2 separate regions of the Homo sapiens genome follow, and region 2 is linked to region 1. Evidence: chromatin contacts called from ENCODE Hi-C or POLR2A ChIA-PET data. All regions are on one chromosome and are shown on one strand. The core of a region is the stretch at or near the end of the contact, and the rest is flanking DNA. Distances in the headings are between cores, read along the strand shown. Region 1 has its middle 27 kb from the start of APLP2. Region 2 overlaps APLP2 (amyloid beta precursor like protein 2).

Region 1 (6,734 bases), core at 2,566-5,065:
GGAGTTCGAGACCAGCCTAGCCAAGATGGCGAAACCCCGTCTCTACTAAAAATACAAAAATTAGCCGGGTGTGGTGGCACATGCCTGTAGTCCCAGCTACTTGGGAGGCTGAAGCAGGAGAACCGCTTGAACCCGGGAGGCGGAGGTTGCAGTGAGCCAAGATGGTGCCATTGGACTACGCCTGGGCGACAAGAGCAAAACTCTGTCTGAAAAAAAAAAGAAAAATTATTTTTTTGGCCGGGAACAGTGGCTCACGCCTATAATCCCAGCACTTTGGGCAGCGGAGGTGGGTGGATCACCTGAGTTCAGGAGTTCGAGACCAGCCTGGCCAACATGGTGAAACCCCACCTCTACTAAAAATACAAAATGTAGCGGGGCATGGTCGCAGGCACCTGTAATCCCAGCTACTCGGGAGGCTGAGGCAGGAGAATCACTTGAGCCCAGGATGCGGAGTTTGCAGTGAACTGAGATCTTGCCATTGCACTCCAGCCTGGGCAACAGAGTGAGACTCTGTCTCTAAAAAATAAAAAAGTAAAGAAAAAGAAAAATTATTTTTTAAAAAACGTTCCATCAAAAACCACCAGCATGGCTGGGCGTGGTGGCTCACGCCTATAATCCTAGCAATCTGGGGGGCCAAGGCAGGCAGATTGCCTGTGCTCCAGAGTTGGAGACCAGCCTGGGCAACACGGTGAAACCCCATCTCTACTAAAATACGAAAAATTAGCCAGGCATGGTGGCTTGCGTCTGTAGTCCCAGCTAATTGGAAGGCTGAGGCAGGAGAATCACTTGAACCCCAGAAGCATAGGTTTCAGTGAGCCGAGATCGCACCACTGCACTCCTGCCTCCTGGGTGATAGAGTGAGACTCCATCTCTGGAAATAAATAAATAAATAAATAAATAAATAAATAAAATAATAACAATAAAAGGAAACTTTTTTCTAGAAATCTATGATGTGTATTTTCATGTCACCTCATTTGAGTTTCCTAAGAAGTCTAGGAAGCAGGTATTATTATTAATCCCACCTAACAGATGGAGAAACATCATTCAAGAAGTTGAGACTTCCTCTCCCGTCTCCCTCCTCTCCCTCCTCTCCCTCCTCTCCCTCCTCTCCCTCTCTTTCCACGGTCTCCCTCTGATGCAGAGCTGAAGCTGGACTGTCCTGCTGCCATCTCGGCTCACTGCAACCTCCCTGCCTGGTTCTCCTGCCTCAGCCTGCAGAGTGCCTGCGATTGCAGGCGTGCGCCGCCACGCCTGACGGGTTTTCGTATTTTTTTGGTGGAGACGGGGTTTCGCCGTGTTGGCCGGGCTGGTCTCCAGCTCCTGACCGCAAGTGATCTGCCTGCCTCGGCCTCCCGAGGTGCCAGGATTGCAGACGGAGTCTCGCTCACTCAGTGCTCAATGTTGCCCAGGCTGGAGTGCAGTGGCGTGATCTCGGCTCGCTACAACCTCCACCTCCCAGCCGCCTGCCTTGGCCTCCCAAAGTGCCGAGACTGCAGCCTCTGCCCGGCCGCCACCCCGTCTGGGAAGTGAAGAGCGTCTCTGCCTGGCCGCCCATCGTCTGAGATGTGGGGAGCGCCTCTGCCCGGCCGCCCCTACTGGGAAGTGAGGAGCCCCTCTGCCCGGCCACCACCCCGTCTGGAAAGTGAGGAGTGTCTCTGCCCGGCCGCCCCATCTGAGAAGTGAGGAGCGCCTCTGCCTGGCAGCCACCCCATCCGGGAGGGAGGTGGGGGGTCAGCCCCCCGCCCGGCCAGCCGCCCCGTCCGGGAGGTGAGGGGCGCCTCTGCCCGGCCGCCCCTACTGGGAAGTGAGGAGCCCCTCTGCCCGGCCACCACCCCGTCTGGGAGGTGTACCCAACAGCTCATTGAGAACGGGCCATGATGACAATGGCGGTTTTGTGGAATAGAAAGGGGGGAAAGGTGGGGAGAAGATTGAGAAATCGGATGGTTGCCGTGTCTGTGTAGAAAGAGGTAGACATGGGAGACTTTTCATTTTGTGCTGTACTAAGAAAAATTCTTCTTCCTTGGGAAAAAAAAAAAAAAAAAAAGAAGTTGAGACTTGCCCAAGGCTGAATAGTTAACAAGAGGCTGAACCTGAAATCACAGCCTGGCTTTCACCCCTGGCTTTGCAGGCGGGAGATTTTGCACCCGGCTGATGCACTGCCTCTCACAGTGCCTTGGGCAGCTCCAGCCTGGGGTTTTCATTTTGCCCTAAGAACGGTCAGTGGAGAGTAAAGTCTGTTGGGCAAACTTCTCCCTTGCTGACCAACGAAAGGCAAGCATCAAGAAATCAGGAAGAGGGAAGAGAAACAGAGCAAATGAGGAAAACAGAAAGAGGAAATAACAAGCTGGAACGCTGGTGGCTCTGTGGTTAAAAAGAGAGGAAAATATAAATGGAGAGAAAATGGTCATTTTGGTCAAGTATAAAAGGTAGACAAAGGTTGCTGAAGATTGAGAAGAGAAACAGGTTAGACACCATTCTACCCCACATCTTTCAGTACCTTCGCTGGCAACCCCAGGGTTGGAGGGTGGGGCCGGGAGCAACTCTTCACTTCCCCTAGAGCAGAGTTTCCCAAAATATAGCAGATATCAAAGATAATTTTAGATATTACAATAACAGGCATTAGTTGAATGGCAGGGTACAAAAATGAAATATTTTGAAATTGTTTTAATCCTTCTCTCCCCAATTGACTGAACAGTCTGAATCAAATGGAGTAGCAAAAGAAATATTTCACTTTCTTTAACTACCACCTTCCACATACTCAATCTCTCTCTCATTGTAGGGAAGAAAGATTATTCCCTCTTTCCAAATATTTCCCATATTCTTGGTAAGCCATTAACTTGAGGAAAGGTAAGTTTCTCTTAACTACCTCTTGGGCAGAGCCCATAAATATCTGATCAGTTTTAGTTACCAGAAAAAGCCAGTGTCGTTTAAATTTTTAATTTCATATCCAAATTAGTGTTTGCCTGGTGCCCTTCTGCATCCCTCTAGGTTCCTTTCTCCTCCGGGGAAGGGAACACATGCCCCCCTCCACAAGAGATGCCCTGTGGTCCTCTCTGGGCCGCACGGCCCCTCCCTGGCTGCTGATGCCCGCTTGTCCAGGAATCCGAGTTCAGACTCTCATGGCAGTGTGAGGGTGAGTTTTTTGGTGAGCTGTGCAGTTCCCCGACATGGGAGGGTCACCAGGGCTTGACCACTTCAACTGTCCCTCAGCTCCCATTCCTAGGGGTCACGATTAGGGTCATACACATCCAAACTCTACGGGGTGCACACTGGGCTCCCCAGGTCCCCTCACACTCCACAGGCTGCGAGCCGCGCCTTTCGGACTATCCCATTCTCAGCAATTCTCCCAGGCCCCTCACTGAACCTCCACGTCATGCTACCTGCCACCCGACCCCAACCCCTATCCCCAGCATCTCCAGCTCCGCTTCCACGGACTCTGACTGGATGATGATGAAGCCGCAGGAGCAGGTGAGCCACCGTGATAAGCCCTGAGGAGGTGTCTGGCCTCAGTCTTTCAGCTCTGCGGAACAGCGGGAAATGCGAAAGCGCTTCTCTGTTCTCGACCGTGGACCCCGGTCTCCAGTGTGATTGCATCTAGTATGGCAAAGCCGCCTCTCTCACGCTTAGCCTCCTTTCTGTCCCTACTCAGAGAGAGAGCAAGCCTTCTTTAGGCAACAGCATCCATCCACAAACTAAGACCATTTGGCCTTCCTCGTGCTTATTTTCACTGTACACTGTACAGTCATGCGTTGCTGAACAACAGGATATGTCTGGGAAACGCATCATCAGGTGATTTCATCATTGTTCAAACATCCTAGAGTGCACTTACACAAACCCAGATGGCACAGCCTACTACACATCCAGGCTGTATGATACAGCCTATGGTTCCCAGGCTACCTTCCTGCGTGTATACCGCACAGTGCTGAATACTGCAGGCAATTGTAACACAATGGTAAGTATTTGTGTATCTAAACATAGAAAAGGTACAGTAAAAATGCCAAATGAAAGACTTTTTTTGGGGGCGGGCACGGTGGCTCACGCCTGTAATCCCAGCACTTTGGGAGGCCAAGACCGGCAGATCACGAGGTCAGGAGATCGAGACCATCCTGGCTAACACGGTGAAACCCCGTCTCTACTAAAAAACAAAAACAAAAACAAAAACAAAAAATTAGCCAGGAGTGGTTGCGGGCTCCTGTAGTCTCAGCTACTCGGGAGGCTGAGGCAGGAGAATGGCGTGAACCCGGGAGGCGGAGCTTGCAGTGAGCCGAGATCGCGCCACTGCACTCCAGCCTGGGCGACAGAGCGAGACTCCGTCTCAAAAAAAAAAAAAAAAAAAAAAGAAAGTTTTTTTTTATAAAGGAACACCTGTCTAGGCACTTTCCATGACTGGAGCTTACAGGACTGGAAGTTGGGTGAGTCAATGAGCGGGCAGTGAGGCGATGTGAAGGCCTGGGGCATTCTGTGCACTATACTTAGGCTACATTAAATTTATTTTAAAAATTTTATTTCTTCAATAATACATTAACTTTTAAATTTTTGAAAAATTTTTAAATTTTTATTTTTTATTTGAGACGGAGTCTTTCTCTGTAGTCCAGACTGGAGTGCAGTGGCACGATCTTGGCTCACTGCAACCTCTGCCTCCCAGGTTCAAGTGATTCTCCTGCCTCAGCCTTCCCAGCAGCTGGGATTACAGGCGACCGCTACCACACCCAGCTAATTGTTGTATTTGTAGTAGAGACGGGGTTTCAACATATTGGTCAGGTTGGTCTCGATCTCCCGACCTCAAGTGATCCGCCCGCCTCGGCCTCCCAAAGTGCTGGGATTACAGGCGTAAGCCACCGCGCTGGGCCAATTTTTTTTTTTGACAGGAAGTAGGATTTATTAATGAGCATTAGGAGGGGACAGCACAGTGGAATCTCTCATGAGCTCAGAGTCCGATACTTGCCCAGGGCGCCGCGAGTGGGGATGTATCGGACCCTACAGCCATCTGGGATGAGCCGCTTCTCAGCCACATGTCTTCAAATTCATCCGAATCGAAGGTGGCAAAGCCCAGTCTCCGACACCTGGGTCTTCTGGCGCCGGGAACCTGTCCTTGGCCCTGCACAGTCATGTGCTCCGTGTTCCGCGGTTTGGTGCGGACGGACTTGACAACCCGGCCCCTGCGAACCTGGCCCCGGCCGCGGGGGCTTTCCACAGGCACCTGCAGGCCTGTCTGGAGCCTGCAGCCCCAGCGCAGGACGAGACCTTGTATTGAGGATGACGCGGACGGGGTGGGGAAGCCCTGGGAGGTGAGAGCGTCCCGGCCACCACTTTGACCGTGCGCTTGACATAAATGTGCGCAGCTTCCCCGGCTGCAGAGTGGAGCGGCTCGCGTTCATCCGACACCAGGTAGGGATCTCACCATGTGGCCAGAGGGGGAAGGCTTTTGCCTTCTTCCGTCCCAGGTCAAAGATACACGTGTTGGCCTCGGGGACACTCCCCAGCCCCCAGCGGAACCGAGGCTTGGGGTGCAAATTCGTTCTTGCAGTTCCAGCAACACCGGGGGCGCAGCCCGTGGCAACGCCGAGGTCTCCCGGGGCGCAGAAAGGAAAGACCCCTCTATAATCTTACGTGACCACCATCGCATACGCGGCCTGTAGTTGACTGAAACGTTATCTGGCGCGTGACTGTAGTGACTTTCCATTTACCATAGACATCGGTGTTTTTTGTTTGTTTGTTTGTTTGTTTGTTTGTTTGTTTGTTTTTTGAAACGGAGTCTCGCTCTGTTGCCAGGCTGGAGTGCAGTGGTGCAATCTCAGCTCACTGCCACCTCTGCCTCCCGGGTTCCAGCGATTCTCCTGCCTCACCCTCCCGTGTAGCTGGGACTAGAGGCGCCCACCACCATGCCCGGCTACATTTTTGTATTTTTAGTAGAGACGGGGTTTCACCGTGTTAGCCAGGATGGTCTGGATCTCCTGACCTCGTGATCCGCCCGCCTCGGCCTCCCAAAGTGCTGGGATTACAGGCGTGAGCCACTGTGCCTGGCCTAAAATCTGTTTTTTATTTGTAAGGTTTTTTGTTTGTTTTTTGAGACAGGGCCTCACTCTGTCACCCAGCCTGGAGTACAGTGGCACGATCGTGGCTCACTGCAACCTCGACTTCCTGGGCTCAAGCAGTCCTCCCACCTCAGCCTCCCGCGGCAAATTTTTGCATTTTTTGCAGAGATGGGGGTCTCGCCATATTGCCCAGGCTGGTGTTGAGCTCCTGAGCTCAAGTGATCCACTTGCCTTGGTCTTCCAAAGTGCTAGGATTACAGGTGTGAACCACCAGCACCTGGCCTCATTTATAAGTTTTTTAAAAACCAAGTGGGTTTAAATAAAAACGTTAGGTTAACAATTGATTGTACAGGTGGTAAGTAGCCATTATGGAAAAAAAAAATAGTGAAAGTGGCATTTGAAAGACTTAAGTTTCTGAAACACTGCTTTGAGCCGGTGGCTCATGCCTGTAATCTCAGCACTTTGGGAGGCTGAGGCGGGTGGATCACAGGGTCAAGAGTTCAAGACCAGCCAGACCAACATGGTGAAACCCCCGTCTCTACTAAAAATACAAAAATTAGTTGGACATGGTGGTGCATGCCTGTAATCCCAGCTACTGGGGAGGCTGAAGCAGGAAAATGGCTTGAATCCAGGAGGCAGATGTTGCAGTGAGCCGAGATCATGTCACTGCACTCCAGCCTGGGTGACAAGCAAGACTCT
Region 2 (6,734 bases), core at 2,758-5,257, 80 kb before region 1:
TAATTTTGAGTTTTCAGTATCAGTGAAGGACTCTTAGCCCCACCATCAGTGACAGAACCAACAAGGATAAAACTGAGTTGCTCTATTTGACAAGGACACCTTTCACCGATATGAAGATAGGGCTTTTTGATCCATGACACTGACCAATAGGGCTTCCCAAGCGTTCCCCAGAGCACAGGCCCATTGGAGCACCCCCGACTGCTGGATGGGCATAATCTCTCATGGGGCCCAAGCAAGTCTCTGCACGATGGAATTTAGCCTGATAAGGGAAAGGACTGAGATGACAAGTTTACTCAGTCAGCCTCTCAAGACATACCTAAGGTAACACTTACTAGCCTAATTCATGCAAGATTTCCCAAGCTGGTGTGGACTTGCTTGATAGATTATGACACAATTTCAGAGCTAAGTGGAGAGTGAATGCCAAGGTTCAACTGATTTTTAATTCAGAAGCAAATTCACCTAATTTCTAGAATTGTATCATTTTAATACATTAAAACAACCATATAATTGATGAATACAGCTACAAATTAGCCAGCCAGTTCAACTTTTTTCTGTCGGAAGCATCTTTTATTTGCCCATTTAACAGACCTAAAAACGACAACTAAAGTCATGAAGAATATGAGCCCTACATAAGTTTTAAAAGGGTGTCAATATCCCACTTTCAGATTAACTAAATTAGAATCGATAACTTGGTAAATGCCATTCCCCAAGACACTCGCAAGTTCAGTGGAGGAGAATTTCAAGCACTGCAGTCCATCATGCGGATCAGTGACACATGCCTGTGCTATAAAGGCCTGAGCGCTGGAGACGGAGCCTTTGGTTCACATTGCTGGACTGGAAAAAGGGAACAGCAAACACAGGCTGCTTCCAGCCTCCCTGGGACCAGAGTGGAGAGGACAGCGGGCCGAAATGCTTTTTTCTGAAGACACCCTCGGTCCCTGTGGAATCACCCACTCATGAAGCCGGCACATCCGCCAGCCTCAGCCCCTTCAAAGAAGAACAAAAACGCTCCCACTGGAAGTAAACTTGATGCTTCTCAACCTGCAAAGCCCTCCAGGCAGAGGCCCCACAAGAACATGAACACAAAGCTTCTCCGAGGCAAATCTCATCCAAGCCACAGCAAACGGGAGTTTTACAGACCTGCCACTCCATCATGTCTCACAGCACCACCCAGCTGACCCTTCGGGTAGAGATCACCACCTCCACACTCAGTGGGATTCCTCAGGCTTCAGTCCAAGTTTTACAAAGCAGTAAGTATCACAATAATTTCTATTTCTAAATCTTTCCTGAAAACGCAAAGTTTATTCACCAAGGTTCCCTAAGGCCTCCTTTTCTTTCACCTTTCAACTGTTACCGAATAAAAACAGCTTTCCTGGAGCTGGAAGGGAAGCACTCAAGGCACTGCCATATTACATTAAGATTTGAAAGATCTTTTGGTAGAAGGAAGGAAGAGGGAACATGAAGGCATGTGAATGAAAAACCGTCAGAAGCTATAGCCAAATTCTTCATAGCAAATTATTACTCCAACAAATTCCAGAGTAGGAACCAAGAAAAACTGTCTGGCCTGAGGATTTTCCTAATGTGTAGGTTAGTGCTGCAAGGTGAGAGACTGAAGGTCTTAACGAGAAAAAGGAGTAGCCATGGAGAAAAGGGAAAACTCTTGGTAGAAACTCTTTCTACCAACGTCCAGCATAAACCCAACTCAACTGAACCACTGACCTTCCTGTCACACCAAAGCACACACCAACTGAAATCCTCTCACTTCCTAAAGCTGTGTGACCCGGTTGCAAAATATTGAAGAAACAGAGTGAGTCACTACCACTTGGCTGCTAGCTCTCTCTAGAGTGCATTATGCAAGATATTTCAATATTCTAGACTGCCCAAAGTACTTCACTGTCACTCCTTTCGAGAGGAGGCGCCCCATGAGCTGGCATGCATCACAGGGGTCAGTGACAGGGCAGTTCAAAGACAGGAATGTTCAGTGCCTCTAAGCTAGAGCCAGCCCAGGGGACAGCTGCCTTCCCCACCAATACTACAGTGGCCTGGGGACCTGCAGACTCCAAAGCCAGACAAGAAAGAACAAGCCCCTGGCTGTGCTGCCCGCTATACCAAGGTGGGTACGCACCATCACCACCAAGCACCACCAGACACACGGTGAGCACAGGACACGAGAACTGAGCTTACCACTGCCGGCAGGAGAGCAAAGCCTAGATCTAGAAAGCACAAAGATGAGGGGAAGACGACCGACAGCAAACACCCGAGTGGGCAGGGACACCACACAGATGCAGCCACGAAGACGGCAGGGAGACGGACGCCAGACAGGACGGTGCTGCCGCACGGGACCAGCGCGAGGCAGGACTTACTCATCGCTTTACACACAGCCATACAATAATCCTCAGACTCAAAATTGTTCCTGTTGCCGCCGCAGCCACCATATATAAAGCGCACGCACTTTCCCTTGGAGAGGTCGAAGTACCAACGAGGCATCACGGCCCGGCAGGGCCCCGTCATCGCCTCCTGGGAGCAGACAGCTGTGTGAAAATGGTCAGAGTGTCAGCAGGACAGAGGCAGTGACGTCAAATGCTTCAAAATGCTACAGGCTGGCGAGCTGGGGGATGGGCTGGGGGAGGCCTGAGACTGGACGGAGCCTGGAGGCCCGGTGGCCGAAAGCTCCAGCTCAGGCCAGCCTTGCTGAGGACAAGTTGCTTCCCCACAGAGTAGAGACATTTAGGAACTGGGATAAATATTTTTTTGGCACCCTCTGGAGTCTAGATCTGAGTTTAGATTGACGTAGAGCAATTCCTTTGTCTCACAGCTGCGAGAGCCTCACATTTCTGATCTGTTCAGTGGAGGTATCTGCCTAGTTTGTCTATTCAGGAGACAGTGTGAGTGGAAAGGCTGCTTTAAGTGGTGATACCCGTAGTAAAGACAAGCACCTAGAACGGACAATTGTTTCCCACTTTTATGTTCTCTAAGGCAAATCACAAACTTCTCAACTGGTTAAGTAATTTCCCCCAACTTGGGTCCTAAATAATTCTTCGCATCTTAATTGGTTTCAAATATACGATCAGCAGGAGGCTGCATGTTAATGGCTCTGGAACTACTGCAACCTTTTCGTGTTTTAATTGGCAAGATGAGAAAAAAAAAAAACTGCAGGCCCCAATCTGTTACCAGCAGGTCAATAAATTTCACCCTCCCAACTAAAACATCTGGACAAATAGGGCAGCCTACAGATTAGAAGACAAGCAGGAAAAGAAAAACCAAGAAAACCATTTCTATTCTAGGAGGCCAGAACTTGAGTGGTATCGAAGAGGGGAGCTCCCCTTGGGGAGGGAACATTTTAGGATGAATGTGGAAGAATCCTGCTGAAGGGCGGACTACGTTGTCTCTCTTACTCTCTAGTCCCCGTTCTCTAATTCAATCCTACATCTCTCCCTGGATGTGCCTGCCTGCCCACTTTGTTAAGACGGCACCATCCCATCACTGCACTGGAGAGCTGAACTCACCTTCAGTGCAGAGGTACCACACCTTTCCTTCTGTGACTGACTTACCTGTGACAGACGCAATGCAAAAGTCTAAGTGAATAATTACCACATGGATTTCAAAGCCATGGCTCTACATGGGGTTACCTTTGACATCATGAGTAATTTCCTTGTCTGACATGGTGCCGTCGCTGCCGGGTTCAGTAGGATTCTCCTCATTGTAGTCATCTCCTTTGAAGGTGTCATAGTAGTAATCTCGGTCCTCCACCACTTCCTCCCCTTCTTCCTCATCCTCATCATCCTCATCCACAGCTGCTTCTGTGAAGTCTTCCAGATCTGCTTCAGTAGGAAATTCACTGAAGGCCAAAATAGAAAAAAAGGAAGGTTAATAGCTCCTATGTGCAAAGCACAACAATGGGTCCCTTCTCTATTCTGAAACACAAAAACAGAGGCAGGAAATAAGCTCAACGCACATTTCACCGTGCCACTAAGCCCTGGGGCCCAGCTACATCAGCAAACGGGAAGTATTTGTGAACATTTGAATCTAATCATGATACAACAATAAGACAAATCCAAATTCAGGGATATTATGTTAAACAAATGACACGGACTCTTAAAAAATATCATAGTAACCTGCAGAAAATAACAGCTCAGAATGATGTAAACACAAAAATCACAGGTACTCCTGTGATTGGCAATGGCTAGAATGAAATGCAAGCTTAATCAACTCTAGCAGAACAAAGGAATGCCCAGTTTATCCAGAAGTGAGGGACTAGCAGCCAACAGCCGTCTTTACAGAAGGGCTAACAAAAAGGCAAAACGACTTCACAGTTCAAAGTAGAAGAGTTACCTTTTATAAACATCATAGTCTTCCTCTTCATCTTCCTCTTCCTCTTCCTCTTCATCTTCCTCTTCCTCTTCTTTTGACACAGATCCAATAATCTTTGTCTGAGGGCAGCACACATATTCAGTGCCATGGAACTGGTCTACCCCACATGGGAGCAGCATGCCGTAGCTATATAAGGTCATTCCCTGAGTCAGACATGCCTAAAAGAAACCCACAGGCCACATCAGAACATACTCCAGAGTAAACGTGGTCAAATACACTCCGATCTCTACCCTCCAAAATAAACCCTTATCAAATCACTTAGCAATGCTTTCTCTTATGAACACATACATTTTCTGTCAAAAAAAAATTGTAATAATATTATTGTAAGATTTATAAATTTTAATTTACAATGGGGAAACATGATCTGGTCCAAAAATACTGAAATCCCAAATGTGGAAAAAAGTCAGGAAGAGAGCATTTTTTTCTAATAATGACTAAAGCCAGATAAGGTGGTCAATGTTAATAGATACTCACCACTGGTGCAAGCACTACTTCAGTATTTGACCAAAGGAAGATTACTGACCAAAGAGCAGAGCCAGCCTAATTACAGAAGACAAGAAAGGGTACTTCTTGCCACCAGAAAAGTGAGATGGCATGCAGTCCTGCCTGTGCATATGTCCAGACCTATATTTTCTATCACTGGCGATTTCCATGCCGGCCTTAGGGTTAGGATGGTTTCCTGGGAGCCTCACCAGCAGCATACAGTATTCTCGCTCAGCCACCTCCTTAACATCCTCAACTTCAGGAGCTGACTGTCAACACTGAGCTCTCCTACACAAATACCTACTTCTCTCCCAAATATTTCTAACTTATAAGACAGAAGTAATTGTAAACCTTAAGGAGATAATGGGGGAAACATAACTAACTTAAAAGCATGGTGAGATTTGGAGAAAAGTGCTACTTCCCTCCTAACAGATACAACAGCAGCTGACTTTCCCCCCGAGTTCTCTTACCTCTTTGACTACCGTGTGCCAGTGCTGGTGATTCTCACACACCTCCATCCGCTCTTTGTGGAAAAACTGGCACTTTTCTGGAACTAGCAGGACATCACTTACAAATTCACCCACTGGAAAAGAGAATCTTTGTCAGAGCGGATCTGACCATGATTTCAAGGTGAAAATGCCCCTCACTGAAGTTTATGATGATAGTCTACACAGCCAGGAGCAGTCTCATGTATACGAGCAGATGCACATCTCGTACCTTCAAAGGCTGACTGGATGGTACAGTTCTAGCCAAGCAGCCACAAGAACTCACCAATCTGTCAGAGCCATGATGCCAGGGACCTTTTAAAAGCCCCCTGACTGCAGTCCCACTGCAGGGCTACAGCAACACGTGACGGGGAATATAATAGGATCACCTCCATGCCCGCCTCAGACACACACAGCTACTCTCCCCACATGGCTCTGCCTTCCTTATTCCTGCCCACACCTCTGTAATCAAATGCCCAAGAAACTAAAACCAGGTGTTCTACTCAAGTACAGATGAATCTTTAGACAAAACATGATGTAATAATTGAATCCAGTAAGAATAATCAATGATTAATTACAAAGGGGCAAAGGTGTCTTTACGGTGGGAAGCCTTGGCAAACTACCTCAGCCAGATAACCAATTTAACACCACTGATAACGAGCAAACTGGTGTGTGTGATGTCCTAAAAATAATATATCACCTACACAGTATTTCTGCCAAAATATATTATCATTTGAATCTAATCATGCTAAAACACTAAGACAAATCCAAACTCAGGGACATTACATTAAACAAATGGCATGGACTCTTAAAAAATATCATTGTCATGAAAGTTTTTGTTTCTAAAGAAAGACTAGGGAACTATCCTAGATGAAATGTAGTATGTGATCCTTTTAAAAAGGAAGCTATAAAAAACACTAGTTGGACACTTAGGAAAATTTCCAAACATGACAACTGTATTGTCATTATATATAGAAGAATGTCCCTGGCTCTTAGGAGAAACCAGCTGAAATACTTAGAAATGAACTGTCGTGATATCCCAACTTACTTTCAAATGGTTTAGCAACACAAAAATATACATATAAGATGCAGAGAGAGAAAAACATCAGGTAAAACTGGAGAATCTAGGTAAAGGGTACAGAGATATTCACTATTACATTTTCTAAAACTTGTCCCAAAAAGTCGGGAGAAAGATACACATAGCTGTTTATTTACAGGGAAAAGATGGTATGTGATTTGTTTCCAAATAATCAGGGTTGTGAGGGAGTGGGCCTATAGAAGGTGGAAGAGTGGCTCATGAACTGATGGTGGTTACAAAGCTGGGCAACCAGTACGTGAGGGTGAACGGTATCATCGTCTCTTGTTTGGCCATGTTTGTAATTTGCCACAATAAAA

What was found. Hi-C counts contacts between places; a loop is a spot of excess contacts on that map. ChIA-PET counts read pairs that join two places held with the same protein, here RNA polymerase II (POLR2A). Pooled maps may share reads with other maps.
Region 2: a map of endothelial cell of umbilical vein shows a loop between it and region 1 (6-fold over the local background). The contact joins two enhancer-like sites. A Hi-C loop is called at or near these places in 1 of 168 maps with a recorded cell type or tissue (endothelial cell of umbilical vein) and 1 of 50 pooled maps. POLR2A ChIA-PET finds 5 or more read pairs at or near these places in 8 of 52 experiments (H1, MCF 10A, OCI-LY7 and 5 more).

The regions. Positions count from the first base shown.
Region 1 is chr11:130,039,257-130,045,990 of GRCh38, reverse strand. No RefSeq gene overlaps it. Among named protein-coding and RNA genes, the nearest start is that of APLP2, 27 kb to the left of the region's middle. Within about 2 kb of position 3,815, at least 5 of the 41 ENCODE cell types and tissues checked have a DNase peak (open chromatin) inside an H3K27ac peak, as active enhancers do; they include endothelial cell of umbilical vein, where a contact is called at or near this core.
Region 2 is chr11:130,119,409-130,126,142 of GRCh38, reverse strand. APLP2 (amyloid beta precursor like protein 2) reads right to left here. Exons shown (of 17, transcript NM_001142276.2): 4 at 5,325-5,437; 5 at 4,333-4,529; 6 at 3,630-3,838; 7 at 2,364-2,531. Among named protein-coding and RNA genes, the nearest start is that of ST14, 37 kb to the left of the region's middle. RefSeq lists enhancers at 1,918-2,417, 2,418-2,919. Within about 2 kb of position 4,007, at least 8 of the 41 ENCODE cell types and tissues checked have a DNase peak (open chromatin) inside an H3K27ac peak, as active enhancers do; they include endothelial cell of umbilical vein, where a contact is called at or near this core.